Regions from separate parts of the Homo sapiens genome. Here region 1 is linked to region 2. Evidence: chromatin loops called from intact Hi-C (ENCODE). Cell type or tissue: dorsolateral prefrontal cortex. All regions are shown on one strand. Each heading gives the region's core, and the rest is flanking DNA. Links, peaks and the distances in the headings are about the cores only. Region 1 overlaps FRMD5 (FERM domain containing 5). Region 2 overlaps FRMD5 (FERM domain containing 5).

Region 1 (15,365 bases), core at 3,988-8,987, 47 kb before region 2:
GCTTGTAAGCAATCAGGGTCTCAGCCAGATTCCTGACTGGGATGCCTCACAGGCTTATTCTTGTAAATAAACCTGTTTGGCCATTGAGTTGCCTTCTCTCTCACTTTCTTCCTTTTAAAACTCTTCCTAACACCATCCATATATATCTTTGTTAAAGTGTCTGTTCAAATCTTTTGCCTTTTTAAAAAAATTGCGTTGCTTGTTTTTTTATGGAATGTTGAGGGTTCTTTTTATTCTACATGCAAGTCCTTCATCAGATAAATGCTTTGCAAAGATTTTCTCCTAGTTCTTGGCATGTCATGTCGTTCTCTCAACAGTTTCTTTTGAAAAGCAGTTTTAAATTTTGATAAAGACTAATATATCCATTTATTTTATGAGTAGACATTTATTTGTTTTTTATGGGTTGTGTTTTTGGTGTTATATTTAAGAAGTATTTGCCTAATCCAAGGTTACAAATGTTTTCTTCTATAAATTTTATTGTTTTATGTTGTACATTTTGGTCTATGATCCACTTTAAGTTTTTTTTTTTTTAATATATGGAACAAGGTATGAATTGAAGTCTCCCTCTCCCTTTTTTTTTTTTTAGCACATAGATATCCCGCTGTTCCAGCACCACTTCTTTAAAAGGCTTTCCTTTCTCTGCTGAATTCCCTTTTACACCTTGTTGAAAATGAACATGTGTGGGTCTATTTATAGGCTCTTTATTCTGTTCTGTTGATCTATTTGTCTTTCTTTGTGTCAGTACCACACTGTCTTGGTTATTGTAGCTTTATAATATCTTGAATCTAGATCATATTAGTCCTCCAAATTTGTTCTTCTTTTGCAAACTTGTTTTGCATATTCTAGATCCTTTTATTGCCACATGAATTTTAGAATTCATTTGCTAGTTTCTACAAAAAAAGCCTCCTGGGATTTTAATTGAGATTGCATTGACTCTATAGACCAATTTGGGGAGAATGGACATGTTAACAATTTTGAATCTTGAAACCTATAAACATGATATATCCCTCTGTTTAGGTTTTCTTTCATTTCTCTCAGCAACGTCTTATTGTTTTCCTTGAGTTGTTAGAGTTTTAAATATTTGCTAATCACTTGTGTGTAAAGTGGTGTCTCATTGTGGTTTCACTGCTGACGACCAGTGAAATCCAGCATCTTTCAAGTGTTTATTGGCCCTTCAGGTTTCCTCTTCTCTATTGCTTTTATATTGGCCCGGCATTTTATTTGCCAAGAATATCTCTGCTGGGTGATCTTATGGTCTCTTATGTTTCGTCTATTTTGTGTTTGTTTGTTTTATTGATAGTGGAGATGTTTCTCTTTTTTGGCTCTTGAATTCTGAAATAGTAATTTAGATATTGAGGCAAATACCTCTTTACATCTTTCATTCCTTGTTAGTTTTATCTCTCCTACTTTCTGCCAATAGGAAGCTCTGGTATTCCCTGGCATATTCTAGCTTAGATGACTTTTGAGAACTCTGATTTGAGAGCAAAGCATGAGGTCACCTCACTTGTCAATGTCCCTTGGGCGATGCCTAGTTTATCTTTTTGCTAAGCTAATCTGCTCTCATTCCTCATGGTTCACTGCTCTGGACATTCTGCGATTCTGTTCCAGCTGAGCACATTAGAAGAGAGAGACAATTCCGCATCACTGGGCAGAGCTTAGGTAGCCTGGGGTTCTCACCTTTGAGCCAACAGGCAACTTGGCAAATTGCTCAACAACTCTGGGAGATGATTGTCAGAAGCCACAAGAGCCCCAGTCAGTGTTCTGTGAACCTGCTTTGAACAATTAAAAGGATCTGCATGTAACAAATTCTTGAAAAATTTTTGTTTCATTTTTATTAAAAAGGAAGCCTTTGATTTCTGTTGGCTACAAAGTAGGCTTCCTGTGATGTCTAAGTCAGAGAGCTACATGAATCTGGTTGTATCTTTCAGAATATTGTTTATGCATATTAGAATTTGTGAATAGTTATTTTGCTTTTCAACACTTTAAACATTTGTCAAATACCTATGGTGTGCCAAGCACTGTGTCAGGAACCAGAATCACCAAAATGGATAAGGCACCGCCCTCTCTTAGAAAAGCTTACAGAAGCCAGAGTATAGGTAGGAGTTAACTAACTCCAATGCTTTCTCAAAGAAAGAAAAGGGAAGGTAGATGCGGGAATGGGACCATCCTAAGGCATAAAAAGCAAGCAGCCTTAACCTATAGAAACTTGTCCAGGAAGAGTATAAGTAGAGAATTAAATGAGCACCTGCAGCACATAATTTCTGGACAACTGGATAGGAGTCCAAAAAGGGAAAGACACTAAAAGATATTGGCATTCAGAAATTTCTGTAATCCCAAATCCTTGCTCAAGCTGTTCACCTCCTAGATTGCTTTCCATGACCCTTTTCATTTGGCAAACTCTCATTCACCCTTAAGGAGTCACCTGAGATTTTTATTCTCATGGGAAAGTTTTCTTCCTTGCCTCTCACTTTCACTAGAGGACCATCTTGTGTGCTTTCATAGCACCCTACTGCTGATTCCAACTGTTCCACTTAGCACTCTGCATTGAAAGTGCCTCTTTGTCTCCACCCAGTAGAGTAACTTCAAGATCAAGCTGATCCCTTTTGGAGTAACCTCAAAAAAAAAAAAAAGTTAATTTGATATGTTCAATGGGATCCTAACATACTGAAACAGTGGGCTAAAATCAACAAGAAGAAATTTACTAGGCCTAAATCCTGCATCTAGTTCCAGCAGTTAAACTGTACAAGTAGAAGATTGAGGAGGCCTGACTTAGTAGGAGAATGTTTGAAATGGCATTCTAGATATCCGCAAATTGGATATAAGCCAATGGTATATAAGTTTCTCTAAAACCAAATAGAGGTTTGGGTTGTATTAAGGAAAATATAGCATTTAGATTAAGATTTAATAGCTGTATTATAATGCTGCAGTATATTTGGAGTATCATGCTCAATATGATCTTCTGACTTAAAGAACATTAGTGACCAGGAGCAGTGGTTCACACCTGTAATCCCAACACTTTGGGAGGCCAAGGCAGGTGGATCATCTGGGGTCAGGAGTTCGAGACCAGCCTGACCAACATGGTGAAACCCCGTCTCTGCTAAAAATACAAAAACTAGCTGGGTGTGGTGGTGGGCACCTGTAATCCCAGCTACTCAGGAGGCTGAACCAGGAGAATCGCTTGAACCTGGGAGGCGGAGGTTCCAGTGAGCGGAGATATCGTGCCATTGCACTCCAGCCTGTGAGATAGAGCAAGACTCTGTCTCAAAAAAAAAAAAAAACATTAGCATTAGCAAACAAGAAAGTAACTAGGATATTAACCAAAATCGGCCAGGTGCGGTGGCTCACGCCTGTAATCCCAGCACTTTGGGAGGCCGAGGCAGGCGGATCATGAGGTCAGGAGATCGAGACCATCCTGGCTAACATGGTGAAACCCCGTCTCTACTAAAAATACAAAAAATTAGCCAGGCGTGGTGGCGGGCGTCTGTAGTCCCAGCTACTCGGGAGGCTGAGGCAGGAGAATGGCGTGAACCCGGGAGGCAGTGCTTGCAGTGAGCCGAGATCGCGCCACTGCACTCCAGCCTGGAGGACAGAGCGAGACTCCGTCTCAAAAAAAAAACAAGAAAAACAAGAAAAGGATATTAACTAAAATCTAGAAAGAAGTCATATGATGATCCAGTCATAAGAATTAGATATTCGGCCTGGGGAAGGGAAGACTTGGAAGACATGGGATAGGATAGTATCAAATATCTGAAAAGCAATCATGTAGAAGCCTGGGTGGAGTTGATCTCTTATCCTTCGGAAAGCAGAGCTAGGGTCAGTGGGTAGAAGTTGCACACTAGAAGTTACCTAGGAGACCTTACTTATTATTAAGAACTTGCCACAAAACTCTTCAAAGGTGAATGGGACTACCTGTATGAGGTGGTGAGCTCTCTGTCATGCACGTGGAGGCTAGAAAACCATAGCCCTGAGATTAGGACTGTACAGTTGTATAGGTTAGTTATTGTACAAGGGCACCCGGCCAAGGGGGCAACTGGGGCTGAAATCCAGCCAGTGCTGCAGTAACTACATCATGTATCCTGGCATTGGTTACCCAGAGGAAGAGGTACCTTTTTATAGTTCACCCAAAGATGCCCCAGATCTACTAGATATAGAAAGGTTTTCTTATCAGGTGAGAGATCAGATTAGTAACCGCTAACCCCCTGCCACATCTTATTGTCCATTAGTCTATGGTCACAGCTATATTTAATTAAAACTCAATAAAGTAAGGTGAAGAAAATCCAAGCAAACAAATTCCATTTAACCCAAAGGAGAATAACTTATATATGCTTTTTAATATATTGATGCATTTAAAGGCCTCCCTAACCCCATCCCACATGATGTTGTGTGATGTGCTGCAGGAGGGGATAAGAGAGAGATGGAGTTGGTTGGTCTTCCATGCTCTATGAACTCTCTTAATAACAAGGTGTGAGCTCTGCTACATCTGAGGCATATTCAGTGCCTGTTGTATCTTTCTTTGGAGGTTAAGCACCATTAAAATATTTTCTACTGAAAATCTTTATATATATATATATTTATATATAAGTATATAAATATATAAAAATATATATTTTTTTAATAGAGATGAGGTCTTGCTATGTTGGCCAGGATGGTCTCAAACTCCTGACCTCAGGCAAAGAGCTGGGATTATAGGCATGAGCCACCATGCCTGGACTGAAAAATCCTTATATTTAAATGTGAAGTTTTAAACCCTGTCTCTACTAAAAATACAAAAAATTAGCCAGGCGTGGTGGCGGGCGCCTGTAATCCCAGCTACTCGGGAGGCTGAGGCAGGAGAATCGCTTGAACCCGGGAGATGGAGGTTGCAGTGAGCTGAGGTTGCACCATTGCACTCCAGCCTGGGCAACAAGAGTGAAACTCAAAAAAAGAAGAAAAAACGAAGTTTTAAAAACAGTATATAAAATTATGCATATAATGTCATTTCAACCCTATTGCATAGAAACTCTTTTTTTTTTTTTTTTAGATGCAACCTCCACCTCCTGGGTTCAAGTGATTCTCCTGCATCAGCCTCCTGAGTAGCTGGGATTACAGATGCGTGCCACCATGCCTGGCTAACTTTTGTATTTTTAGTAGAGATGGGGTTTCGCCATCTTGATCAGGCTGGTCTTGAACTCCTGACCTCGTGATCCGCCCTCTTGGCCTCCCAAAGTGCTGGTGAGCCACCGCACCAGGCAGAAATTTTTTTGAACAAAAGAAAAAATAGTAGCAGATGTACTCTCTGAGGGACAGGTTTATGGATAGTATTATTTTTATAACAGAAAACAAATATTTTAAAATGATCTTCTCTTCACCTTGAAAATTTTTTATTTTTTGTTTTTTTGGTTTTTGTTTTTTGTTTTTTGTTTTTTTGTGAGGTGGAGTCATACTCTGTCACCAGGCTGGAGTGCAGTGGCATGCTCTCAGCTCACTGCAACCTCCACCTCCCGGGTTCAAGTGATTCTCCTGCCTCAGCCTGATGAGTAGCTGGGTTTACAGTCCTGCCACCATGCCCAGCAATGTTTTGTTTTGTTTTGTTTTGTTTTGTTTTAGTAGAGACAAGGTTTCACCATGTTGGCCAGGTGATTCGCCTTCCTCGCCCTCCCAAAGCATTGGGATTACAGGTGTGAACCACCACACCTGGCAAGAATTCAAATTTCTAAAGGGCCTGAATTTTTTCCTCCCACCTTGTCATCAGCTTACTCACCAATGAAATTTTCATCTTTTACATTCTCATTTCTTTTATCATATTACTATAATATGCTACCCAAACAGAGTGCAATTAAATTCTGCTGGAGAAAAAGACGTCTCATTTACCTAAGAAATGCTCTTGGAAATGAACTTCAGAAATAGATGGGGTATGGCAGGTACGGTGGCTCACGCCTGTAATCCCAGCACTTTGGGAGGCCAAGGCATATCACTCGAGGGCAGGACTTTGAGATCAGCCTGGCCAACATGGCGAAACCCTGCCTCTACTAAAAGTACAAAAGAATTAGCCAAGTGTGGTGTCTGTCACACACCTGTAATCCCAGCTCCTCAGGAGGCTGAGGCAGGAGGTGGAGGTTGCAGTGAGCCAAGATCATACCACTGCACTCCAGCCTGGGTGACAGAGCGAGACTGTCTCAACAACGACAACAGCAACAAAGAAATAATGGGGTAAAATGCTACATCCAAGAAGAGTATGTTACCCTAGATACCATATATGTTGAAGCGAGAGAGGGCATAAACTAAAAAACATTTGATGCAGTGCTTTCAACTTCTAAGCCTTTTCTGCCTCCAATCCAAAGAATGCTGGGAGAGGAACATTTCAAAGACAAAGAATAGAAGTGCAGAGCAGTTAACAAGAGTAAATTGTCAAGAAATGCTGGCAGTAGCTAGGCCATGAGTGTCAGGCCAGCAGCCTGGGTTGTCTTCTGATGTTTCTGAGAATAGAGATTTATCTTAAAAGAAACTTCCACCTGGTTCTAGTTTTAATTTTAGAACTCCATCTAGTTCATCAATCACATTACAATATAGTAGTTGAAGAAAATTAAGCACAAAATCCAGTTCCCACTTTTTCTTCTATCCTCCCTTTTGTGATTTGCATTTTGTCAAATGCAGTTTGTGTCTCAGCCAGAACACTCTCATGGCTGACTTTCTGTGTGGCCAGTTGGCAGGTTTCATAATGAGAGGCAGGGTGCTGAGAGAAGAGGATGCTTATACCAGAACACAGAAGAAATAAAATTCCGTAACTCCAATAAAAGTACATTTATAACCAGTATAGTTCTTACCTCCAGAAAATCTTAGGATAGAGGAATAGTATCATTCATCTCTTCTTAACAAGGAAACTATCCAGTTAACTAGTATAGGCCCTCAAAGGCGTATGTTCTGTCTGGCAAGTCTTATGGATTTGGTTATAGGAAATGTACAGTCCTCTCAGGGCTGTTATTTATTGGCTAAGATGTTTAAAAGGAGTCCTTTATAAGAACTTCCAGTCTTTTTGAGTGTATGTGACAATTTTTGGGAATCAAAAGATTGCAATATTTATATATAGAAATTCCACCAATTTATATGAAGAAGTTCCACCCATGGGAGAGGGACCATATCTCTCTTATTCATTATTATATGCTCAGAAGCACACATAGAACTGGGCATGGTAGGTGTTGAGTAAATATCTGTTAAATAAATGACCGAATGAATGAATGAATGTGCATGGCTGTAAAATTCTCAATGATTGAAGAATAAAGATGGCTGGACCATAGTGGCTCATGCCTGTAATCCCAGCAAAACTTTGGGAGGCTGAGGTGGGAGGATCGCTTGAGCCCAGGAGTGTGAGACAAGGCTGGGCCACATAGTAAGACCCCATCCCTACAAAAAATTTAAAAATTACATGGATGTGGTGGTGTACGCCTGTAGTCCCAGCTACTCAGGAGATTGAGGCAGGAGTTGAGCCCAGGAGTTGGAGGCTGCAGTGAGCCATGATTGTGCCACTGCATTCCAGCCTGGATGACAGAGCAAGATCCTGTCTCCAAAAAAAAAAAAAAAGAATGAAGGCAATTTAAACCTCATTTTGGGATGCCAGTAACAAACTATTTTCTTACCTCTAAATCAGTATTAAGGCCTCTAGATATAATCAGTCTACATTCACCCATAGTCCTGTCCAACTCTAGGAAACATAGTCTATGAATTAGGCAGAAATTCAGAATAAAATAACAACATAGGATTTTTGTGAAAATAAAGATTTTTTTCAGTGTCTTTCCGTTACTAACTTTAAAATTCTAGGTATTTTTTTCCCTAAGCAATGTGAGAATAAATGATTGTGAAATGATAGTGTCCTTAGCAAAAGCAGTCATTTTGCAATGAAGGAAAAGCTTGTTAAACATAGGAATGTGTTTTTCCCTCAAATTACAGAAAGAAAAACAATTTCCTTTAGACTAGCCAATAAAACACCCGGCATATATTCCATACACGTTCATACATAGTAGAATAAAGTAGATAGATACAAGGCATTCTATTTAAACCACCTTTAGGAAAGCTGCAAGCACCTTATGTACAATTAATGACTGTCATCTTTCCAGCTTGGAAAAAAGAAACACACAGAATAGGAGTCAGGAGAACAAAAGAAATATATTTCACTTTTCATTTCAGAGGTAGCTTGAAAAAAATGAAATTCCCAGGAAATTCTTCTGAGAAAAAGGGTCAATTATTTTGCTCTTCAACTTCTCACATCTTGGTACGAATAGGAATGCTCTGCAGGACAGCATACATCTACCTCAGCTTTTCAATTGAAGCTAAAGATAGGAAATACTCCATTGGCAAGGAATACAACCAATTTTGAATTCTTCTTAAAAATATCACCTAGGCCTTCTATTTAAAAGGATTATGACATGATGTGGGGGATTTGCGTCAAGTAATTGGGGGCGGTTGGGGTACAGATGAGATAAAGATAAGATTAGTTGTGAGTTTATCATTGTTGAAGCTGGATGATAAGTATGTGGGAGTTCATACACTTTTGTGTATGTTTAAAATATTCCATGAAAAAACTAAAAATGATGATTTCCTAAAATGGAAAAAAATCTTCCTTTTTTTTTTTTTCAGATCAGTGTGGTAAATAGGAAATGCATTGTTCTCACTCATAAGTGGGAGTTGAACAATGAAAACACATGGACACAGGGAGGGGAACATCACACACCAGGGCCTGTCGAGGGGTTGGGGGCAAGGGGAGGGAGAGCATTAGGACAAATACCTAATACATGTGGGGCTTAAAATCTAGATGATGGGTTGATAGGTGCAGCAAACCATCATGACACATGTATACCTATATAACCTGCACATTCTGCACATGTATTCCAGAACTTAAAGTAAAATTTAAAAAAAAATTTAAAGATATTACTCAGACCAAAAAAAAATAGGAAATGCATGAAATATAGAATCAGAAGCCCATTATATACAGGTCTCAATCTTAAAATGTACTAACAGTGCAGCCTCGTGTTAGTTACCACAGGTCTTTAAACCTCAGTTTCAACATTTGAAAAATGGAAATAATGCCAAACTTTACCTTATAGGATGTTATGCAGATAAATGAATTAATATTTCTGAAAGTGGTCTGGGTGCGGTGGCTCATGCCTATAAGCCTAGCACTTTGGGAGGTCGAGGTGGGCAGATCATGAGATCAGGAGTTTGAGACCAGCCTGGCCAGTATGGTGAAACCCTGTCTCTACTAAAAATACAAAAATTAGCCAGGCGTGGTGGCACATGCCTATAGTCCCAGCTACTCCGGAGGCTGAGGCAGAAGTATTGCTTGAACCCGGGAGGTGGAGGTTGTAGTGAGGTGAGATCGTGCCACTGTACTCCAGCCTGGGCGACAGAGCGAGGCTCCATCCCAAACATATATATATATATATGTTTATATATTTATGTGTATATATATATGATTATATATGTTTATATATTTCTGAAAGTGCTGTATAATCTGTAAAATGACACAAAACTGTAAATCCAAATAATTTTTAATTGAACTATGCATCTATCCAAAGTTATTTGTGCTTTATTTTCCAAATTTACATTTAATTAAACCAGCTCCAGCCAGAAGCAAGTCCATGTCTTTCTAAATCTATAGCATCAGAATGAAACTGAAATATCTTCCTTTTCTTTCTCTCTGCTTCTGTTTCTCTGTTTCTGGGATGCTCCTATAGGCAACTCCTAACTGTTCTTCCTGCCCCTCTGTAAACTTTCTGCAACCTACTGCTGGAAAAATCATCCTAGAACACCACTTGGATCATGTGACTCCCTTGCTCAGAAACATTTCTGAATCACCATTGCCCAAGGAATTAAATCTAATTTACTTAACCTACCCTTCAAAGTCTCCAGTGCTTGGTCTCTAACCTGCCTTTCCAGCTACCTCACAACCATTCATGTTCTAAACCTTTGGCTCTGAGCAAAAGGCTTTCTTTCTGGTGTTTTTGTTCCCCATTTCTCCTCTTGGAATCCAGTACTACTTTTCTCCCTGTCTAGATTCTATCAATCCCTAAAAATCAGCCTCATCCCTCCTTCTCTTCTATGGAGTCTTCCTAAACCCTTCCAGACCATGTAATCTCTCCCTTTTCTTAGTCTTAAATATGATTGGTTTGGCAATTAATCATGTATTCCTTTGTAATATTATGTTTATTCTTGTTTTAAGCAGTTAATTATCCCTATTGTTACTTTTTTCCTATCCTGCCCAGTTAGATGGTAAACTTTGTTTGTTTGTTTTGTTTTTTTAGAGACAGGGTCTCACTCTGTCTCCCAGGCTGGACTGCAACGGCATGAGATCTCCTCTCACTGCAACCTTCGCCTCCTGGGTTCAAGTGATTCTCCCACCTCAGCCTCCCAAGTAGCTGGGACTACAGGCATGCACCACCACGCCCCGGCTAACTTTTGTATTTTTATTAGAGATGCGGTTTCACCACGTTGGTCAGGCTGGTCTCGAACTCCTGACAAGTGATCTGCCCACCTCAGCCTCCCAAAGTGCTGGGGTGACAGGCGTAAGTCACCGCACCCAGCCCAGATGATAAACTCTTAAAAGGCAAGAATTGTGACTTTTATATCTTCCTGCCTCAAGGTCCAGTGCTTTGCATGCAGCAGGCACTTTCATTAACATTTGTGGAAAAATATTACCTAAACTGAGCTGGGATTATATAGTTCCTGATAGCCATACTTAGCATATTAATACTACCCTCATATGTGCTTCTTTGGATCTTAAAAAATGACTTTTTAGGCCGGGTGCGGTGGCTCACGCCTGTAATCCCAGCACTTTGGGAGGCCAAGGTGGGCGGATCACCTGAGGTCAGGAGTTCGAGACCAGCCTGACAACATGGAGAAACCTCGTCTCTACTAAAAGTACAAAATTAGCTGGGTGTGGTGGTGCATGCCTGTAATCCCAGCTACTTGGGAGGCTGAGGCAGGAGAATCGCTTGAACCTGGGAGGCAGAGGTTGTGGTGAGCGGAGATTGTGCCATTGCACACCAGCCTGGGCAACAAGAGTGAAACTCTGTCTCAAAAAAAAAAAAAAAAAAAAAAGACTTTTTAAAAGATTAATTTTGCATGGCATCTTTTAGAGGGTGGCATGGTGGGAAATTAGGTGCAGTCTTACTTGTTACACATACCTGGATTCAAATCCCAACCTAGACACATTAGCTATGTGAAATCCTGGTAATTTACTTGACCTCTTTATTTCTTAGCTTCTTCAATCATAAACTAGAAATACAGTAATAAGACTTGCTTTGCAAAGTTAGGCGCAGTGTATGTACAGTCCCTGACACGTCATCAGTAAAAGGCAGATATCATCCTAGTGCACATCAGATGGTTTTGACAGGTCATCAAAGTGAATGATCATAGTTGTTTTTAACTCTCAGGAGATAGAATGCAGTAAATATAGAGAAGAATCAGGAAAAGTCTCTGCCCGTTCCTTCAAGCCCTGCCTCTGTACTCTGTATTTGCTTTTGTGCATCTTTCATTAATAAGGGTTATAAGCTAAATATCGCTGGAATCCCTGTCAATTTAAAAAGTACTGAGTCCCCAGGCCATGCTCTATCCTTTTCCATACTAGGTGAGTTCCCTCAGTATACTTTTTTGGAGACTTCCCTTCAATCCAAACCATAGCTCAGTCATATCCTCTTTCTTTGCTTGCCCTTTATTTCACAGCAACCCTAATTATACTTAGTTCTCCTGCAGTCTTTTGCCTACAGTCATGGTAAGTTTGCCAACTCCGAGTCTTCTGAACTGTGGGCTATAAGTCATTGTGTTTTCATTTATTTAGTAATCCAAGGTTGCCTCTTCTAGACAAGACCCAAAGCAATGGTATGGAAGGACTTCAGTCATAAATCACAATGTTGTCAATACTTGAGAATATAAGACTAGGCAGAATGCAAGGTCACAAGAAAATTGTCATCATCTGGAATTGGCTTTTAGGTAATATCTTTTCTCCATTGAGGGCAGGATTCTGAATATGTGCATGCTTACACATAAGAAAAAGCATTAACATGTGAAAGAGGCCAAAATCTAATATGCCAAAATTAAAAAAAAGCCTTGTTACATCAGGATTCTGTCATTATGAGCACTCATTTTTCTTTTTCTTTTCTTTTGTTTTTTTTTTTGTTTGTTTGTTTGTTTGTTTGAAACAGGGTCTCACTCTGTTGCCCAGGCTGGAGTGCAGTGGCACAATCATGGCTCAAAGGGCTGGGATTACAGGCATGACCCACTGTGCCTGGCCTCACTTATTTCAATATTTAATGCTATGTTGTTTTCATGCTTGAAAAAAGAAAAAAAGTTCAGGAAAATAGCCACAAAAGGATTAGTTATCACAGAAATGAACACGGAAAAAGGCATCACTGAATTATTATATTTATAAGGACTTTTGATTGAGTCTGACCCACTAGTGTGCCATTTCTTAAATCCCTTGTGATTGGTCTTTTTAAAGTTGATCTATACCCAGTGAATCATCACCTTAATCTATGATTATAACAAAAGTTGCATTCACAAATGCTTTTATTTTATTTTATTTTATTTTATTTTCTAGTGATATTCTTTTTATTATTATTATTATACTTTAAGTTTTAGGGTACATGTGCACAATGTGCAGGTTTGTTATATATGTATACATGTGCCATGTTGGTGTGCTGCACCCATTAACTCGTCATTTAGCATTAGGTATATCACCTAATGCTATCCCTCCGCCCTCCCCTAACCCCACAACAGTCCCTGGTGTGTGATGTTCCCCTTCCTGTGTCCATGTGTTCTCATTGTTCAATTCCCACCTGTGAGTGAGAACGTCTGGTGTTTGGTTTTTTGTCCTTGCAATAGTTTGCTGAGAATGATGGTTTCCAGCTTCATCCATGTCCCTACAAAGTGCATGAACTCATCATTTTTATGGCTGCATAGTATTTCATGGTGTATATGTGCCAAATGTTCTTAATCCAGTCTATCATTGTTGGACATTTGGGTTGGTTCCAAGTCTTTGCTATTGTGAATAATGCCGCAATAAACATACGTGTGCATGTGTCTTTATAGCAGCATGATTTATAATCCTTTGGGAATATACCCAGTAATGGGATGGCTGGGTCAAATGGTATTTCTAGTTCTAGATCCCTGAGGAATTGCCACACTGTCTTCCACAATGGTTGAACTAGTTTACAGTCCCACCAACAGTGTAAAAGTGTTCCTATTTCTCCACATCCTCTCCAGCACCTGTTGTTTCCTGACTTTTTAATGATAGCCATTCTAACTGGCATGAGATGGTATCTCATTGTGGTTTTGATTTGCATTTCTCTGATGGCCAGTGATGATGAGCATTTTTTCATGTGTTTTTTAGCTGCATAAATGTCTTCTTTTGAGAAGTGTCTGTTCATATCCTTTGCCCACTTTTTGATGGGGTTGTTTGTTTTATTCTTGTAAATTTGTTTGAGTTCATTGTAGATTCTGGATATTAGCCCTTTGTCAGATGAGTAGGTTGCAAAACTTTTCTCCCATTCTGTAGGTTGCCTGTTCACTCTGATGGTGGTTTCTTTTGCTGTGCAGAAGCTCTTTAGTTTAATTAGATCCCATTTGTCAATTTTGGCTTTTGTTGCCATTGCTTTTGGTGTTTTAGACATGAAGTCCTTGCCCATGCCTATATCCTGAATGGTATTGCCTACGTTTTCTTCTAGGGTTTTTATGGTTTTAGGTCTAACATGTAAGTCTTTAATCCATCTTGAATTAATTTTTCTATAAGGTGTAAGGAAGCGATCCAGTTTCAGCTTTCTGCATATGGCTAGCCAGTTTTCCCACCACCATCTATTAAATAGGGAATCCTTTCCCCATTGCTTGTTTTTCTCAGGTTTGTCAAAGATCAGACAGTTGTAGATATGCGGCATTATTTCTGAGGGCTCTGTTCTGTTCCATTGGTCTATATCTCTGTTTTGATACCAGTACCATGCTGATTTTGTTACTGTAGCCTTGTAGTATAGTTTGAAGTCAGGTAGTGTGATGCCTCCAGCTTTGTTCTTTTGGCTTAGGATTGACTTGGCAATGCGGGCTCTGTTTTGGTTCCATATGAACTTTAAAGTAGTTTTTTCCAATTCTGTGAAGAAAGTCATTGGTAGCTTGATGGGGATGGCATTGAATCCATAAATTACCTTGGGCAGTATGGCCATTTTCACGATACTGATTCTTCCTACCCATGAGCATGGAATGTTCTTCCATTTGTTTGTGTCCTCTTTTATTTCATTGAACAGTGGTTTGTAGTTCTCCTTGAAGAGGTCCTTCACGTCCCTTGTAAGTTGGATTCCTAGGTATTTTATTCTCTTTGAAGCAATTGTGAATGGGAGTTCACTCATGATTTGGCTCTCTGTTTGTCTGTTATTGGTGTTTAAGAATGCTTGTGATTTTTGCACATTGATTTTGTATCCTGAGACTTTGCTGAAGTTGCTTATCAGCTTAAGGAGATTTTGGGCTGAGATGGTGGGGTTTTGTAGATATACAATCATGTCATCTGCAAACAGGGACAATTTGACTTCCTCTTTTCCTAATTGAATGCCCTTTATTTCCTTCTCCTGCCTGATTGCCCTGGCCAGAACTTCCAACACTATGTTGAATAGGAGTGGTAAGAGAGGGCATCCCTGTCTTATGCCAGTTTTCAAAGGGAATGCTTCCAGTTTTTGTCCATTCAGTATGATATTGGCTGTGGGTTTGTCATAGATAGCTCTTATTATTTTGAGATACATCCCATCAATACCTAATTTATTGAGAGTTTTTAGCATGAAGGGTTGTTGAATTTTGTCAAAGGCCTTTTCTGCATCTATTGAGATAATCATGTGGTTTTTGTCTTTGGTTCTGTTTATATGCTGGATTACGTTTATTGATTTTCATATGTTGAACCAGCCTTGCATCCCAGGGATGAAGCCCACTTGATCATGGTGGATAAGCTTTTTGATGTGATGCTGGATTCGGTTTGCCAGTATTTTACTGAGGATTTTTGCATCAATATTCATCAAGATTATTGGTCTAAAATTCTCTTTTTTTGTTGTGTCTCCGCCAGGCTTTGGTATCAGGATGATGCTGACCTCATAAAATGAGTTAGGGAGGATTCCCTCTTTTTCTATTGATTGGAATTGTTTCAGAAGGAATGGTACCAGTTCCTCCTTGTACCTCTGGTAGAATTCGGCTGCAAATCCATCTGGTCCTGGACTTTTTTTGGTTGGTAAGCTATTAATTATTGCCTCAATTTCAGCTCCTGTTATTGGTCTATTCAGAGATTCAACTTCTTCCTGGTTTAGTCTTGGGAGAGTGTATGTGTCGAGGAATTTCTCCATTTCTTCTAGATTTTCTAGTTTATTTGC
Region 2 (15,365 bases), core at 4,621-9,620:
TAAGCTAGAATGCAGGCTAAGATGCCATCCCATCCCTGGTGCCTGTTTCTTCCCCGGCAGGCCTCCAAGGACAACTCGTTCAACTGTTGCCCTTCCTCCAGGGTGCCTAGTATCAGTGTGGCTTTCTTCCACCTCTGGACTCTTGTACTTTGGGCTACGGGTGCCCACTTTCTGTAATCCCTCCATTTTACCTCTGCCTTCTCTAAGGGCCCGTGAAACCAAGGCCAGCTACCCTTTAACAGATTGTGAACCAAGGTCATAGCATGTAGCCAGGAGGAAGTTGGAATCACTCTTACCCTCTGCTAGACTCTACTTCGTTTGCACTTGCTTGTGAGGTGCTTGTGTGCCTCACAAGTAAGCAGGATTGAATAAAGTGGAGCCTAATGAGTGGAGCTTTCTGCATCTTGGCTTCTCTCATCAGGATGCTGCATGCCAGAGAGCCTGGGATTAACCTCATCCATGATGGGTTAAAATAAAGCTCCTCTCCTGCCCATGGATATCGATGATGAGACAGAAAATGCAATTAACCTTAAATAGTTTAGGTCACTGGCCCAAGCTTGCTTACTGCTTGCTACCTCAGTCCCTTCCCTAAAGAATAGGCAAACCATAGAGAACCAGAACCAGGCGTTCCAGGGAGGAGCAAAAATAGGAATTATCCCACCCTCAGAGCTGCACAGTGATTCCAAGAGGCTCATGAATCATTCTGTGCACCATATAGAGAGAATAAATGGGTTGTACCTATATGCACTAGTATTTTCAAATATGTATAGGCACTGTTGTGGTTCATAAAATATAAATTTATTTTTTAAACGAGTGCTTAATAAGTTATTTTGATCCAATAATGTCTTTGGGAAGAGAATAACCTCAGAAGTAGCTGCAGGGTGAGGATTTGGGTGCTCTGCCTCAGCTCACTTGTCCTGAAGATAAATGTCCTCAGGCTTGGAGCTCTGACTTTGTGACTAAACAGTAATCACCTGTCAGCGCAAGTGCCTGTTTCTCCGGTATAATCAATGGCACAACATTCAACGCACAGTTTAGCCACAGTGCCAGGGCACCTGCAGGCAAAGGGAAGGGAAGACGGCTTTGCCATCTCATCAAAAGAAAAGACTGACTGTCACAGAATATTCCAGAAACCCCTGGACTTAGGACTGGGAGACCATGGAGAGGGTATCCCAGGACGCAGCTGGCATCAGGAAGTGCAAGGGGATCCACAAGCCCAGGAAGTTGTAAAATTCCTAAAATCTTGCCCCTGCCGTTGGCTTGTAGGGAGCCCATCATGATGGTTCAGCTGCATGTGATTTCACCCAGTGCTGCCTCAGGCCACTCCACCAGCCACAGGTGTGAGTGCCTCAAAGGAAGGGCTTTGTCGCAACCCTCTGTGAAAGGTGCCTCTGCGCAGAGCTCTAAGTTGATTCTACCTTTGCATACCTACTGGGGATTTAAATTTCATGGAATTCTATGTCTACCTCTTTCCTCATTCCCCTCACCCCCACCCCAGCCTTGGAGAAAGAGCAAAGGAAGATGCTTCTCTTCATTAGTCTATGCAAGAGCCCTGCAGCTCAAAACAATGCATCTAACACTGGTAACTGGTAAATGGGAACTTGAGGGAACTATGTCTTCACGGCGGGGGAGCAGGGGGATTCACCAGGTGCTGAAAAGTAACCAGAAAAAGGTCTTTTTTATGTAGCTGTAGGGAATGGGTAGTGGGATATATCCTTATTTCCTAACTACTCCAAGAGAAAAGCCATGCTTCCTTTTTCTTCCTGTGAAGTGGAAGAAATCTGAAGTTGGATCTACCAAGTTCAGGGTTCTTACCAGCTAAGAGCCTTACAAGTGCATCTGAACTCGCAGCCCATGAGAATGAGTTGTTTTATGAAAGGCAGGATTCTTATTAAAAGTCTGTATGATTTCCATCACAGAAGCATGTTTTCCCTATAGCTATCTCTGTCCCATTGCTAATCTGGTTGTTGTATGTATGGAAGCAAACTTCTTCAGCCCGTAAAACTCACATCATACTGTAGTAGTGTTTGTGAAAAACATTTTTTCATTAAAAAAAAAAAAGCACCAGCTGATCACAATGTAAAAGCCAGCTTGGTGCAAAGTAAAATTTGTAGAGAAAAGCAATGAAAATATGCTACTGTCTCTCACTGTTCCATTTCAGTTGCTCTGAGAGAGATAATAGTATAGGATATGCTGCATGGGATAGAGTGGAACATGTTTCCTCTGCTCCCAGAGAACCTGAAATACCTCTTTAAGCTCTTCTCACTCTCTTGGCATCAGTGAAGAAGTAGTTAATAGGCCCTGCACAAAGAAAGTTCTGACGGAGTCCTTTGAAAGACCTGGTTTGTGGCCCACCACCCAGAAGTCCCAGTGTGATTCATAACGAGTCTCTGTCCTGAGAGTCACTCTTTCCTGTAGGGGACCAAAGACAGGAGGAATAGGGCCTGCGAGTTCAGGCTTATGTTGTGAGAGGGAGTATGAGGCTAGCAGAAGTGATACCAGTGGGCTGGGGGAGGTCCCCAAACGCCAGTGAGACCTCCACCCCACCTGGTGTCCAGGCTCTTGACACCATTGAGAAGATAAGAATTCTTTCAAGAAATTCAAGGAAGAGTCAGAAAATAGTAAAAGAACAGAGATTTATTGAGATTTATTGCAAAGGGCAAAGTACACATTCAAGAAAAGGGAGCGTAGGCATACTTGAGAGAGTCATTCAGTGGGGTTTGGGGTTTCTGTCTTTATGGGTTTCTTTAACCAAGGGGTGGAATATTCAAGAAAATTCTTGGGAAAAGGTAGAGATTTCTCATAACTGCAGTGGCACCTATTTTTACAGCAAATATGGGTGGTCTTGGAACAGTCCTGGCGCTGGTAGGTGTGTGATCTAGTATGTTAACGAGTTTATAGTGAGGTCCTAGGAGAAACCTAGGTCAAATCCAGCCACACATTGGGTTCAGTGGGTCTTAGCTAGCTTGGTCTATGCCCTGTTTTTCAGGGTCTTATCAGCCCATAGCCTCTAGTCATGTGAAACTGCTGTCTGGAATTTTTATTCTCCTGTGACCACCCTGTATTATTCCTGTCTCAGAAGAGGAGGGGTGTTGCCCACATGTTGCCTCCTTCTGTAGTTGAGCTGTCTACTCACCTATTCTTCCAGCTCCTGCAAGGACAAACTTCTTAACATAACTGCCGCGAGATCAGCATCCTGCCCTAGTTCTCCTTGGATAGTATGTGGTGAGTTAGCAGAAGGGGAAGAGGTGAGGTGTAAACCTTTTGTGAAGGTCTTTAAAATATGCTCATTCTTGGGGCAGGGCCAGGCCCTTCTGTAATTACCCATGGCCTTGGGCCTTGGCACAGGAGAGATCTTTGGATCTTATCTTACAACCTCAATTTCTGAGACAAACGTGATAACCACTACACTACAGAAATTCCTCATACAACCTCAATTTGTATGCAAAATTAGACATAGACCCGCCAGAGATGATCATCTGAACTGAGCTGCAGAGACCACTGGGGACAGGCCAGCGATGGATGCTGTGCAGGCTCCAGATGTTTTGACAGGTTCCTGCAAGTCATTCTCCTCCCACTTCACCCTTGGCATCCAGGCAGGTCTCTGAAGTAGAAGGTTATGGGTTATAAACGGCCTAGCTTTTCACCATTTTGTGAAATCTTTTAGCAAACCTTTTCCCTTCTATTCATTCAGTAATTTATTCAACAAATAATTATTGAGGACCTGCCTGCCATGCATCAGGCCCTGTGCTAAGTTCTGGGGGAAGGATTCTGACCTCATGAAAATTACAGTCTAGAAAGGAAGCAGATAGTAAATAGATAACTAAACAAATCAACAAGATAATTACAGATTGGTATAAGTGCTATGAAGGACATAAATGGCAAAATGAGATGGAAAGTAACTGGGAAGGGCTGTACTATAGGGAAAGGCCTCTCTGAAGAGGGGACATTTGAGCTGAGTCCTCAAAAAATAGGAGTGGCTGCAGAGAGCTGCAGGAAGAACATTCCCGGCAGAGGGAATGCAAAGACAGTGGCAGAAAAGCCTTGGGGAGTTCAGAACGGAAAGGCCATGGCTGAAGTGTAGTGAGGAAAATGATTTTGGGTGAGTGCAGAGAGAAGCCAGGCTGTATAGGGCCTGGGACGCCATGATCAGAGTTTTCATTTTATTCTGAGAGCAACAAGAATTAAGAGAAGTGAGTAACATAAAGATCATTGTATGTTCACTGCCACATTGTTTGTAATAGCAAATTAGAAACAAATGTCATCAATATGGAACTGGGTAAATAATTTTAGATTCATTGCAGTGACATGCAGCAGTTAAAAACTGTGAGGCATATCTATATATATTGCCATAGAAGGATTTGCAGGATACCCTAAGTGGGAGAAAAGAGCTTAAAAATATGTTACAAAATGTATTTTTAAAAGAGGAGATGTATATGTATGTAGGTTTGCCTGTGTATAAAACATCACATAAAGGATATACAAGAGGGCTGGGCATGGTGGCTCACACCTTTAATCCTAGCACTTTGGGAGGCCGAGGCAGGCAGATCACCTAAGGTCAGAAGTTAGAGACCAGCCTGACCAACATGGTGAAACCCCGTGTCTACTAAAAATACAAAAATTAGCTGGACGTGGTGGCACATGCCTGTAATCCCAGCTACTTGGGAGGCTGAGACAGGAGAATCGTGTGAACCCAGGTGGTGGAGGTTGCAGTGAGCCAAGACTGCGCTATTGCACTCCAGCCTGGGAGACAGAACGAGACTCCATCTCAAAAAAAAAAAAAAAAAAAGGATATACAAGAAGCTGATAACAGTTGCTTCTAGGGAGAGGAACTGGGGCACAGGGTGGCCAGGGTGGAAGGGAGACTTACTGTTCATAGTATATCCTTTTGTTTGTTTAAATATCCTACAATGTGCCTGATCACTTATTCAGCAAGAAAGAGATGATGTCTAAATTGTGGACACCCTCATTGCTGTGCGGAGAATGGACTGAAAGGGCAAGAGCAAAGGCAGAAGATCAGTTAGAAGGCTCTGGCAGTGGTCCTGTTGAGGGATGGTGGTGGCTTGACCTATGGTGTTGGTAACAGAGAGGAAGAGAAGTGAATGGATTCAAGATTTACTTTAGAGGCTCAGTCAGCTGGGCCTGGTGTAATTATTGCTGTATTCCACACTGACATTCCCTACACCCACAGTTTAAGAAAGCTCTCTGTGCATTTGAGATGGGAACTGGGCTTACCTGACTCTACCCTGACTTCTCTGACATCTTTGTGGTGGGAAGGGTTCTTGGGCTCCTTCCAGGTGCTAAAAGCCTCTGGATTCCAGACAGTGAGTGATGTATCACAATGTGGAGGACATAGTTATGGACATTCACCCCTTTCATAGACACATGCAACAGTTACAAACAACTTTTAATGGCTATAAAAAAAAAAAAAGTTACACTGAAGAAACCCACTCATTTCTCAATGGAGTTTTCTTTCTTTGCAGAGAGATGCCAAAGGCCAGTACCTGTTTGACCTTCTTTGCCACCATCTGAACCTACTTGAGAAAGACTATTTTGGTATCCGCTTTGTAGACCCAGATAAGCAGCGGGTAAGTCAATATTCAAAGCACAAAAGGAGGACAGGGCTAGTCAATAAGACTGAGGTCTTGAACTGTCATTCATATTCAAAGTCAAGCTTCAGGAATCAGGGACCAACCAGACCCTGCAGTTGGATGTCGTCTCTTCAGATCATAGCATTAGACCTGGAAGGCACCTTGGCTAGAGCTCACCTGGAGAAGCTTGTCATTTTACAGTTGCTGAAATGGCAGGCTAGGGAGCTTAAATGATTTGCACAAAGTTGGAGGCAGAGCAGCTGGGCTGGAGTTGTGGTCTCGGAGCCCAAGTCACAGGGTGAGCCTCTCCTGCCCACTTTCTAGTAAGCAGGCTGAAGCACATTGTACTGGTTAGGAAAGGCCTCACCAAAGGTGCCATACCAACCCAATCTAGGCAGTACAGACAGAGCCAAACCAGCGCGGGCCTTTCAGCACCTTGCAGATCTTGCAGTTCTTGCTCTGCTCTACACAGCATAGGCAGCTCTGCAGACACAGGGCATTCTGATAGCCAAGGGTGCTGATATTCCAGACAGATTCAGGAACAAGTCCATCATCTCAGGCCCCTGCCTATTTCTCCAGCTTCATCTCCCCAACCTGCTGTGGTCCCGCCAGACAGTAATACTTTTGCCCTCCAGATACATCATACCTTCTTTCTTTACAGAGCCTTCACCTATAGAGTTCCCCTGCCTAGAATCTTCTCCTTTTCCTTACCGCTCCACACTCCACACCCTTCTTCCAGCTAACTCCTTTTCACACTTAAGGTCTCAGCTTAGACTTTTACTTCCTCTGGGAAATCTCCCCTAACCCCACTCTGTATTAGGGATCCTCCTATGGGCCCCCATGTGCCCTCTGCTACCCTGTTATAGCACTTATTACATCATTCTGTGATTACCTGTGTTCCCTGCAAAAATGTAAGTTCCATGAGGGCCTGGACTTTGTCTCATTCATCACTATCTCCCATTTAACTAGCACAGGCCTACAATGTAGTTGGTGTTCAATAAATATTTTCTGAAGAAATGAATGCATGAGTGAGTTAATGGCTTATAGTGTTGTATTTCTTACGTCCATTTGCCCAGCCTCCCAGCTTGCAGACACCTGCAGTTTCTATAACTTCCCTTCATCTACCCTTTGCTCTTTGTGGAGATGTACTCTCTGGCATCCCCACCAAAGTAGAGAGGTAATGATGGTGTTTCTTTGTTTGGTCCAAACTTTTATCCTTAAAAAGGAAGGCTGGCTGTGTGCACTGGCTCATGCCTGTAATCCCAGCACTTTGGGAGGCTAAGGCAGGCGGATTGTTTCAGCCCAGGAGTTCATGACCAGCCTGGGCAACATGGCAAAACCCCGTCTCCACTAAAAATACAAAAATTCGCGGAAATGGTGGCATGTGCCTGTAGTCCCAGCTACTTGGGAGGCTGAGACATGAGAATCACTCGAACCCGGGAGGTGGAGGTTGCAGTGAGCCAAGATCACACCACTGCACTCCAGCCTGGGAGACAGAGCAAGACTCTTGTCTTTAAAAAAAAAAAAAAAAAAGGAGGGCCAGTTACTCCAAGATCTCTTCATCCCCTAGAGTGGTGGTATATGAAGAAAAAAAGGCGAATTGTATCCTGTTCATTGGTTTTTTAGTTAGGTCAGAATGTGCTTGAGGAGAGTAAGAGAATATGTGGATGTGGTGAAGGTTAAAATGAGAAGGAACTAGAGAGAGATAAGAACATGGGAAAGAGGAGAAGTAAACATTTATGGAGTTCCTACTGCTTGCCAGGCTCTGCGCTGCACACAAACCTAATTCTTCCAGCTGATGTATACTGCTCACTGAGTCGTGCCAGGCACTAAGCTAAGAGCTTCACGTATGTTATTCCATCTCATCCTTAACAAAATGAGATGAGTATCCCTAATGATAATATCTGTTATCCAGATGAGTAAATAAAGTCTCAGACAAGTTAAGTAACTTGCCCCAGGTCAGTGGCAAAGCCAGCCTCGAGCTCAGACCTGTTTGACTCCAGGGCCAGTGTGGTTTCTGAGATTCCATGCTGAATGTATAACTGATAGCCTCTGAAAGTTGTGTAATTCTGTGCCTTGCGGGAGGGGTTAAGGAGAGCAGAGAGGCTTGAGACAGTAACTGAGGGTTGTAGGGAAATGGGGACCTGTAGAGAGTTGTCCTTAGTCCACTGATTCATGGTAGGGATGGAGGAGCTGAGCTCCCCTGCTCCCTCAGGGTGTAAGGGCCTAAAATAAACCTCTTTCCCTGGGTCTCAAGACAGTCTGAACCCAGCACTTACATCCATCCGATGTCAGTCCTTGCTCTGCAGGAGCCTCCATGCATCTGCAAGCTCTCCTGGTCTCTCCTGGAGGAGCTGCCCTTACTTTCCTTCCCCAGGATGCCTGACTCGGGCCCAGGGCCTCCACCTTCTCTTGGCCTCTGCTTTGTACCCTTTCAAGCCCCTAGAGTCTGAAGATTGTGCCACATTGGCCCATTCACTCAGATAGGGGAGGAAACCCTCCTCTCTGAATCTTCTTTTCCTCTTCTTTTAATCCCTCCTCCCTAAGCCCATGTTGTCTGTTTGCTAGTGAATCTGGGACCGATTTGGTCAGGCATTTGCAAAAAGCCACTCTGGCCATCACCATATTCTTGGGTTCCTCTCAAGATTTCTCTGCCAGACTCCAAATCCCATGGATCAGCTGTGACAGCTCTTCAGTCCCTTCTCACCCCTTGCTACTATCCTCCAGCCTCAGTCCTTTCTTGAGCTCTCACTACAATAAAACTAAAATCTTCTTTCTAGCTATTGTCAAGGGGAATAGGCTTTTGTCATTCAGCTTTATCTGCCCTCTGCTGATAATGCATCTCACAGTCATTAATTTCTACCTTCCTTTGTTTATTTCTTTTAATCTATCAGTCTAATGTCTGGGGGTGTTGCTGTTCTGTGTACTGAATCCCTGGCACTGGCTATGTTCTCCTCACTGTCCACAATTCCAGTGTGCTCTGAACAGATAGGCCTCCTCCGTCTTCACAGGCATACCCTGGAACCCCAGTTGTTTCTGAGCAATTTCATCTCTTGCCTTTGCCTCCCTGTGAAGCTGAGCCGCGGTGGGCCGTGTAATGTGAGAAGGGCCTCTTAACCACATTGAGTGGCTATAATGAGTTGCCAGCCTCGTGGGAACTCAGATCAGCAGAAGCAGGAGAGCAGAATGTCAGTCCAGATTATCCATGTGGAGCTGACAGAAGAACTGGCTCTTAGTGGGTCCATTAACTGCATGACCCATGGCCCAGCCCAGAAGGTGATCACTGGGAATCAAGGGAGGCCAGGATGCTGACTGCAGCGCCCTGGCTGCTCTCCTGCCAGAGGGAGGACTCTGCCAAGACATTACACTAAATTGAAGTAGCCAGAAAAGAAGGAAGTATGGGCCCAGTCCCTTTGCCATTCAGCAGCTACCTATTGAACACTGTGCTAGGCACTGGTGATACAGTGGTAAACGAGACTGACAGTTCTGGGCCTTCATGGAGCTTACATCTGGCAATGTTAAGCTACCTCTGGATAATCAAACTCCAATTAATAGCAGTCCTACCTAATCTTGATTAGCAAAAAGCAACAAACATCAATAATAAAATTTATAAAGGACCCATGTAGAATTAAGGAACACATATAGAATGGTTTCATTGCTTCCCCCAGACGTTAAGTACCATGGGAAAATGTATTCTGCCTCTATGTCCTGCCTCCTTGAAAAATCCAAGGGGAAGAAGGTACTATCCTACACGTTGGTTGTGGTTAGTTATCATTTGAGATTTAGATTTTAAAACATCACTGGATGCCAAGGAATCCTGAGTATGTGTTTTCTAACACAAGGGTTGGCAATTTATGTTACTCAAAGAAAGATGGAATATATACCAGCCATCCCTGACTTAGGAAATTTCCACTTCTCACTACTTTCTAGAGTTGCTACCAAAATCTTCTATTCCCACTCCCCTGCCAAAAAAAGAAGAAAAAAAAAGCTGGTGCATAACAGAAACACACACCACCCATTAAAGTCAGTATTTCCCGACTCAACCCAGGTGGGGCTCTGTCCCCGCCACACATACATGCAGTCGCTTGTGCCTTAATCGCATGCCAAAAACATGGCTCAGAATTTTGGCACCCTGCTTTAGAAGACAGCATTTCCAGGGAAGCCCATAAATGGCATCTGAAGCTGGAACTATTCCCCCCTTCACAGCTGGCTCCATGGGAGCTCATTTCAGAAAATCATATCACTCTTTACTCACCAAACTTATCTTTCATAAGCTTTTGGGCTGCTTTCACCCTAGGCTACAATCTGTCTAGTTTTTTAAGTTGGAGAAAACAAGTTATATTTTACAGCCCTTCTCATTAGGGTTTTCATGTTCTGTGTTCTCTGTTTCAGCATTGGCTGGAATTTACAAAGTCTGTGGTGAAACAATTGAGATGTAAGTATTCTCCATGAAAAGACTCAAGCCACACCCCTGGGGAGGGTGGGACGAAACCTCCCACTTATCTCAAGTTTTGATCTACATATATAATTTCCCACTGTTCTGAGTATAAGTTGGCCCTAAATATATGAGGGTTCTCTTCTGCTGCTTCATGCTAGTGGGCAGAAGAGCCCTGTCCTCTTCTGGGTGAGAGTCTTCCCTGATGAGCACCTCTTTTTCTCTGCAGCCCAGCCTCCATTCACCATGTGCTTCCGTGTGAAGTTTTATCCTGCAGACCCTGCTGCTCTGAAAGAAGAAATAACCAGGTGAGGTGAACATGCTTCCCGCAGCCATTAGGACCTGTTGGAGAGCATAGGAAAGGGGGATGGTGACCTCTTAGAGCCTCTCATTTGGAAGCGCCTAACTCTTAGAGGCAAGGAACTCTTCCTAAATATAATGACTTCTGTATTTCATTTCCACATGCTTTCTTCGCGTACCCCTCAGTGCAGTCGCAACAGAGTGGACTTCTTTCCTTCAAGAAGTGTGAATACTACCTCTTGAACTGGTCACTCTCAAAGGGCTCTGGAGTAACTAATCAGAAGCGTCTTTTCTTTTACCTATGATGTTGCCACTGTGGACATTTTTGGAGAGAGCTATGTTGCTGCTTATTTCGGAGGTTGCAAATAGATTCAAGTGGTCTAATGGATATACTTGGAAAATGCCAAAGGCATAACACTGAAAGATAAGCTGGGAGATACTGAAGATTTAAAATCAAAATGGATAAACTCTGTGGTGCTGTTGGATCAGGTTCGTGATAAACTATTGTGGGGATCATGTTCTGTGGCAGGCCGACAGCTGCGTGGAATGCATCCTGTCTCATCCAGCGCCACTTGAGGATGAAAAGAACCTCTGTGCCCACAGCCATCCTAAAAGAGGGTCAGTGAGTGAGAGCTTCAAAGCTTCCCCAGGATTTTGTGTATCTGAGCGAAATTTACTGTGAAAGTCTCACCTCAGAGATTCAAGAACTCTACAACATGGATCCCTAATTTTTATATTAGAAAGACCTAATTTTGACATAAGCAAAACCTTGATGTTACTTTGTAGAAGGCAGGACCATAGGTAAGGATGTGATGCCAGGGAATCCTAGAGCTGAGGAAGAGATAGGACTGTCAGCTCTAACCCCTTCCCTAAGACCGTGGAGACAGCAAAGGTGGGAATGAGGATATTGCCAGCCATATAGACGGGTTATCCTGTAAGGCTTTGAGATCCACTCCTAGATCCTTAACTGCTTGGGAAAATTCCAAAGACAGAAAAGGAGGAGGGAAGAAGGAGGAAAGAATATGGAATTCTTTTCTTTTTTGAGACAGAGTTTCGCTCTTGTTGCCCAGGCTGGAGTGCAGTGGCGCGATCTCAGCTCACTGCAACCTCCACCTTCTGGTTTCAAGCGATTCTCCTGCCTCAGCCTCCTGACTAACTGGGATTACGGGCGCCTGCCACCACGGCTGGCTAATTTTTGTATTTTTAGTAGAGACGGGGTTTCACCATGTTAACCAGGCTGGTCTCGAACTCCTGAGCTCGTGACCCGCCTGCCTCAGCCTCCCAAAGTGCTGGGATTACAGGCATGAGCCACCGTGCCCGGCCAGAATTATTTTCATTTCCTGATCTAAAGAGCATGCCAGGTGAAAGGAGCAAAAATTTCTCTAAGAGAGGAAATCAGGAAATGGGGAGAGGAGGGGGCCAAGAAGCAGGCATTATCAGTACAAAGGCAACAAGGAAGTGGGACAGGGGAGAAAAGTGGCTTCTTCGGCATGGGCCCTTCACATGGGAGTTGAGGGAGATCCTCTTCAGGAAGGCTTGTTTCCTGCAGATGCATAGGGCAGCGTGTACCCACCTACTTTGAAGCACTGAAGACAGTGAAGAGTGTAGCTAGAACCAAATCTCATGTCTCTTACTAGGCATAGAAGCCCCAGGCTCTGCTCATCTATGTGGAAGTGGAGGTGGCTCTTGCTTTGCTTCAGAAAACCAAATCCATCCAAATCATAGACACCCTAAGGCTTTAGGTAGGTGAGTAAGGGTAGAACCACTATGTTTAAAATTTCAGGCCAGGTGTGGTGGCTCACGCCTGTAATCCCAGAACTTTGGGAGGCTGAGGCGGGCGGATCACCTGAAGTCAGGAGTTCGAGACCAGTCTCGCCAACTTGGTGAAGCCCCATCTCTACTAAAAATACAAAAATTAGCCGGGCCATCACGCCTGTAATCCCAGCTACTCGGGAGGCTGAGGCAGGAGAATCACTTGAACCCGTGAGGTGGAGGTTGCAGTAAGCCAAGATTGCGGCATTACACTCCAGCCTGAGTGACACAGTGAGACTCTGTCTCAAAAAAAAATTTTTTTCAAGAGTTTTGTTAAAATACCACTAGCCTGCCCCACTCATGATCTCCAGAGTGTTTGCCTTAGCTCTGAACTTCTGTCTGTCTCTGCTAAAAGAGGTACTGGTGCCAGGGCAGACCCCAAAGTTGGTACTCCTGTCTACATATCGGAGCAAACCTAACACGTCTTTGTTGTCCACCTCACTGGACCAACAGTGGGGATGAGAGGGAGCAGCCAGTGAGAGCACCACAGACACATGGCTTTCCAATTTGATTAAAGGACTGGAAATGTATGGTTATCTTGGCCCTTAGGAAGAGCTCTTAATAATACAATTTTCCGCCAGGCGTGGTGGCTCACGCCTGTCATCCCAGCACTTTGGGAGGGTGAGGTGGGTGGATCATCTGAGGTCAGGAGTTTGAGACCAGCCTGACCAACATGGTGAAACCCCGTCTCTACTAAAAAGACAAAATATTAGCCGGGTGTGGTGGTGCACACCTTTAATCCCTGCTTCTCGGGAGGCTGAGACAGGAGAATCGCTTGAACCCAGGAGGCAGAGGTTGCAGTGAGCCAAGATCACGCCATTGCACTCCAGCCTGGGCAACAAGGGTGAAACTCTGTCTCAAAAAAAAAAAAAAAATACAATTTTGTAAATCCAGTGTCACTATCTTACATGAATGGACAGACCTTCCTACCCAAGAAGCAGCATAGACCTGGGAGCTCAGATCTTACTTATGTTACTTGTTGGCTGTATACAGCCAAATAAGATACTTAACTTGGAAATAAGATACTTAACCTCTCTAACCTTAGATTACTCATTTATAAAATGGGGATAGTGATATCTACCTCATAGAATTGTCGGGAAGATTAACCACTATCCCGGCCTCTTACACTTCTTAATACACCCACAGTGAGCCTTGCACTGAGCAAAGTCTCAATATTTCGTTGCCAGATTCATTACACAGTCCGTAGGCCCCAGGGGCTCTGCATCATGCACAAGTACAGTTAGTACTGGCTTTTCTTCCTTGTTTATGTGAAAGGTACTTCTTTTCTAATAATCTCCACTCCTCCTCTGTCCCCTTTCCCCACCAGCTAGAATCCTAAAACTTAAGCAGCTAACTTCTGTTTCCTGAGAGAGAAAGCTATCCCAGGTAGTCATCCAAGTCCTGGTAAGCACAGCATTAGGACCATGGCCAGGCCTCTCACCAAGTCAGCAGACTTCAAGGACACTGGCAAGAGAAGGAGCTCCTCTCGGTCTGCATGCATTTGTGCTAACCATCTTGGGCAATTTTCCCCTCTCTCTCAACCTCACCAGCGTTCTTTACCTAGTATGCAGTTTTCCAGCATTGTCAGGAGTGTGAACCACCGGTGCCTGGGCCTGCTTTGCAGTCTTTGTGCCTCCCCCTCCCTGGGGCATTCTGTGAGCCTGTGGAATTAGCTGCATTTTTCTCCTCATTCACATCCCTACTGATCTTAAGAGAGGAGATACCGGGCCCAGCCTCACTCAACATCCGTAATTCATCCCTGGCTTAGAGCCCTCCATCCCACCTTGCTGCCAAACTAATTTAGCTGTCAGTGTGTTTTTTCCAGGCAATATTGGTCCTAAATTTCACTGCTGTCTCAGCCATTCCCATAAAGCCAGGCTGAGAGAAGGGGGTGAAGTAGGGAGTACAGAACTTGCTTCAGTTTATCTCTTGGCTTCTTCCCAGATGATAAATTTAGTTGCCAAATCCTGATTAATTTCTTTTGTCATTTTTAAAGTAATAAACAGATTTTCTTGTCTAGGCTAGAGACAAGGCAAAGAAAATGGGAAATTCAGGTACCAGATTTGGCTTTTAACAGGGATTGCAGGTGTATGAACTCTTTGGAAAGATCAAGTAGGAGAAGGAAACTGACTGCAAATGGGGCCCCGCCGTCCAAGGAAGCAAAATGTCTGACACACAACAGGTGCTCCAAAAAACGTTAACAGGATGAATCAAGACATACATGAACGAACGGAGTCACCAGGCCACTGTGCCTTCAGTGAACATCGCTTGAGCCTAGCTTAGGCTAAGATGGATTGGCAAACTTTTTCTGTAAAGGGCCAAATAGTAAGTATTTTTGGCTTGTCGGGCCATATGGTCTCTGTCGCAACTACTCAATTCTGTCATTGTAGTGTGAAAGCAGCCATAGACGATACATAAATGAATGAGCAAGGCTGTGTTCCAGTAAAATTTTATTCCATTGGAAACTATGGCAGTGGGCTGTAGTTTGCCAACCCCTGGGCTAAGAAATCAGAGAGCTGGCTTCAAATCCCAGGTTGTTCTTTAACTAGCTCTGTGACAAGGCAAGAACAGTATCTCTAAGCACTCAGTCTCTTCATCCATTAAACAAGGATTAAAATGGTAGTCACAGGCTGGGCGCAGTGGCTCACGCCTGTAATCCCAGCACTTTGGGAGGCTGAGGTGGGCGGATCACCTGAGATCAGGAGTTTGAGACCAGCCTGGCCAAAATGGTGAAACCCTGTCTCTACTAAAACTACAAAAAATTGGCCAGGCGTGGTGGCACGTGCCTGTAATCCCTGCTACTCAGGAAGCTGAGGCAGGAGAATCACTTGAACCCGGGAGGTGGAGGTTGTGGTGAGCCGAGATTGCACTACTGCATTCCAGCCTGGCAACAGAGCAAGACTCCATCTCAAAAAAAAAAAAAAAAAAAAAGGTAGTCACCTCATAGAGTTGCTGGGAGGACTGAATGAAACAGGGCACACAGCATGCACTCAGTAAATGTGAGTCTTTATTGTTATTTTGTTTTGTTATTATTTTGCCATCTCCCCCATTGGAATGTAAGCTCCATTAACAGGACTCCAGGTTGTTCCCTACTGCATTCCCAGCACCTGTGACAGTGCCTGGCACATATAGTAAGTGTCAGAACTGGATGGATGGATGATGGATGGATGATGGATAGATGGATAAGCTAGGCACAGGATGTTTAGGCTCTGTAGAAGAATATTAAA

What was found. Hi-C counts contacts between places; a loop is a spot of excess contacts. Peaks named below come from ENCODE experiments on the same cell type or tissue, not always from the same donor. Only the 100,000 strongest peaks of a DNase experiment are listed, where the experiment ranks them.
Region 1: it touches region 2 in a loop (2.3-fold over the local background); 5 of 110 quality-filtered maps call a loop at or near these places.

Annotation. Positions count from the first base shown.
Region 1 is chr15:43,961,282-43,976,646 of GRCh38, reverse strand. All of the region lies in intron 1 of FRMD5 (FERM domain containing 5), which reads left to right. Among named protein-coding and RNA genes, the nearest start is that of WDR76, 140 kb to the right of the region's middle. RefSeq lists a silencer at 1,646-1,695 and an enhancer at 3,242-3,743. In dorsolateral prefrontal cortex, for the core only: no CTCF peak of the experiment used is centred there; a DNase peak (open chromatin) is centred at 6,679; H3K27ac peaks cover 3,941 bases.
Region 2 is chr15:43,914,428-43,929,792 of GRCh38, reverse strand. It overlaps FRMD5 (FERM domain containing 5), which reads left to right. Exons shown (of 14, transcript NM_032892.5): 2 at 5,484-5,588; 3 at 9,984-10,026; 4 at 10,256-10,334. Among named protein-coding and RNA genes, the nearest start is that of WDR76, 95 kb to the right of the region's middle. RefSeq lists enhancers at 577-1,226, 1,227-1,878. In dorsolateral prefrontal cortex, for the core only: no CTCF peak of the experiment used is centred there; no DNase peak of the experiment used is centred there; H3K27ac peaks cover 2,088 bases.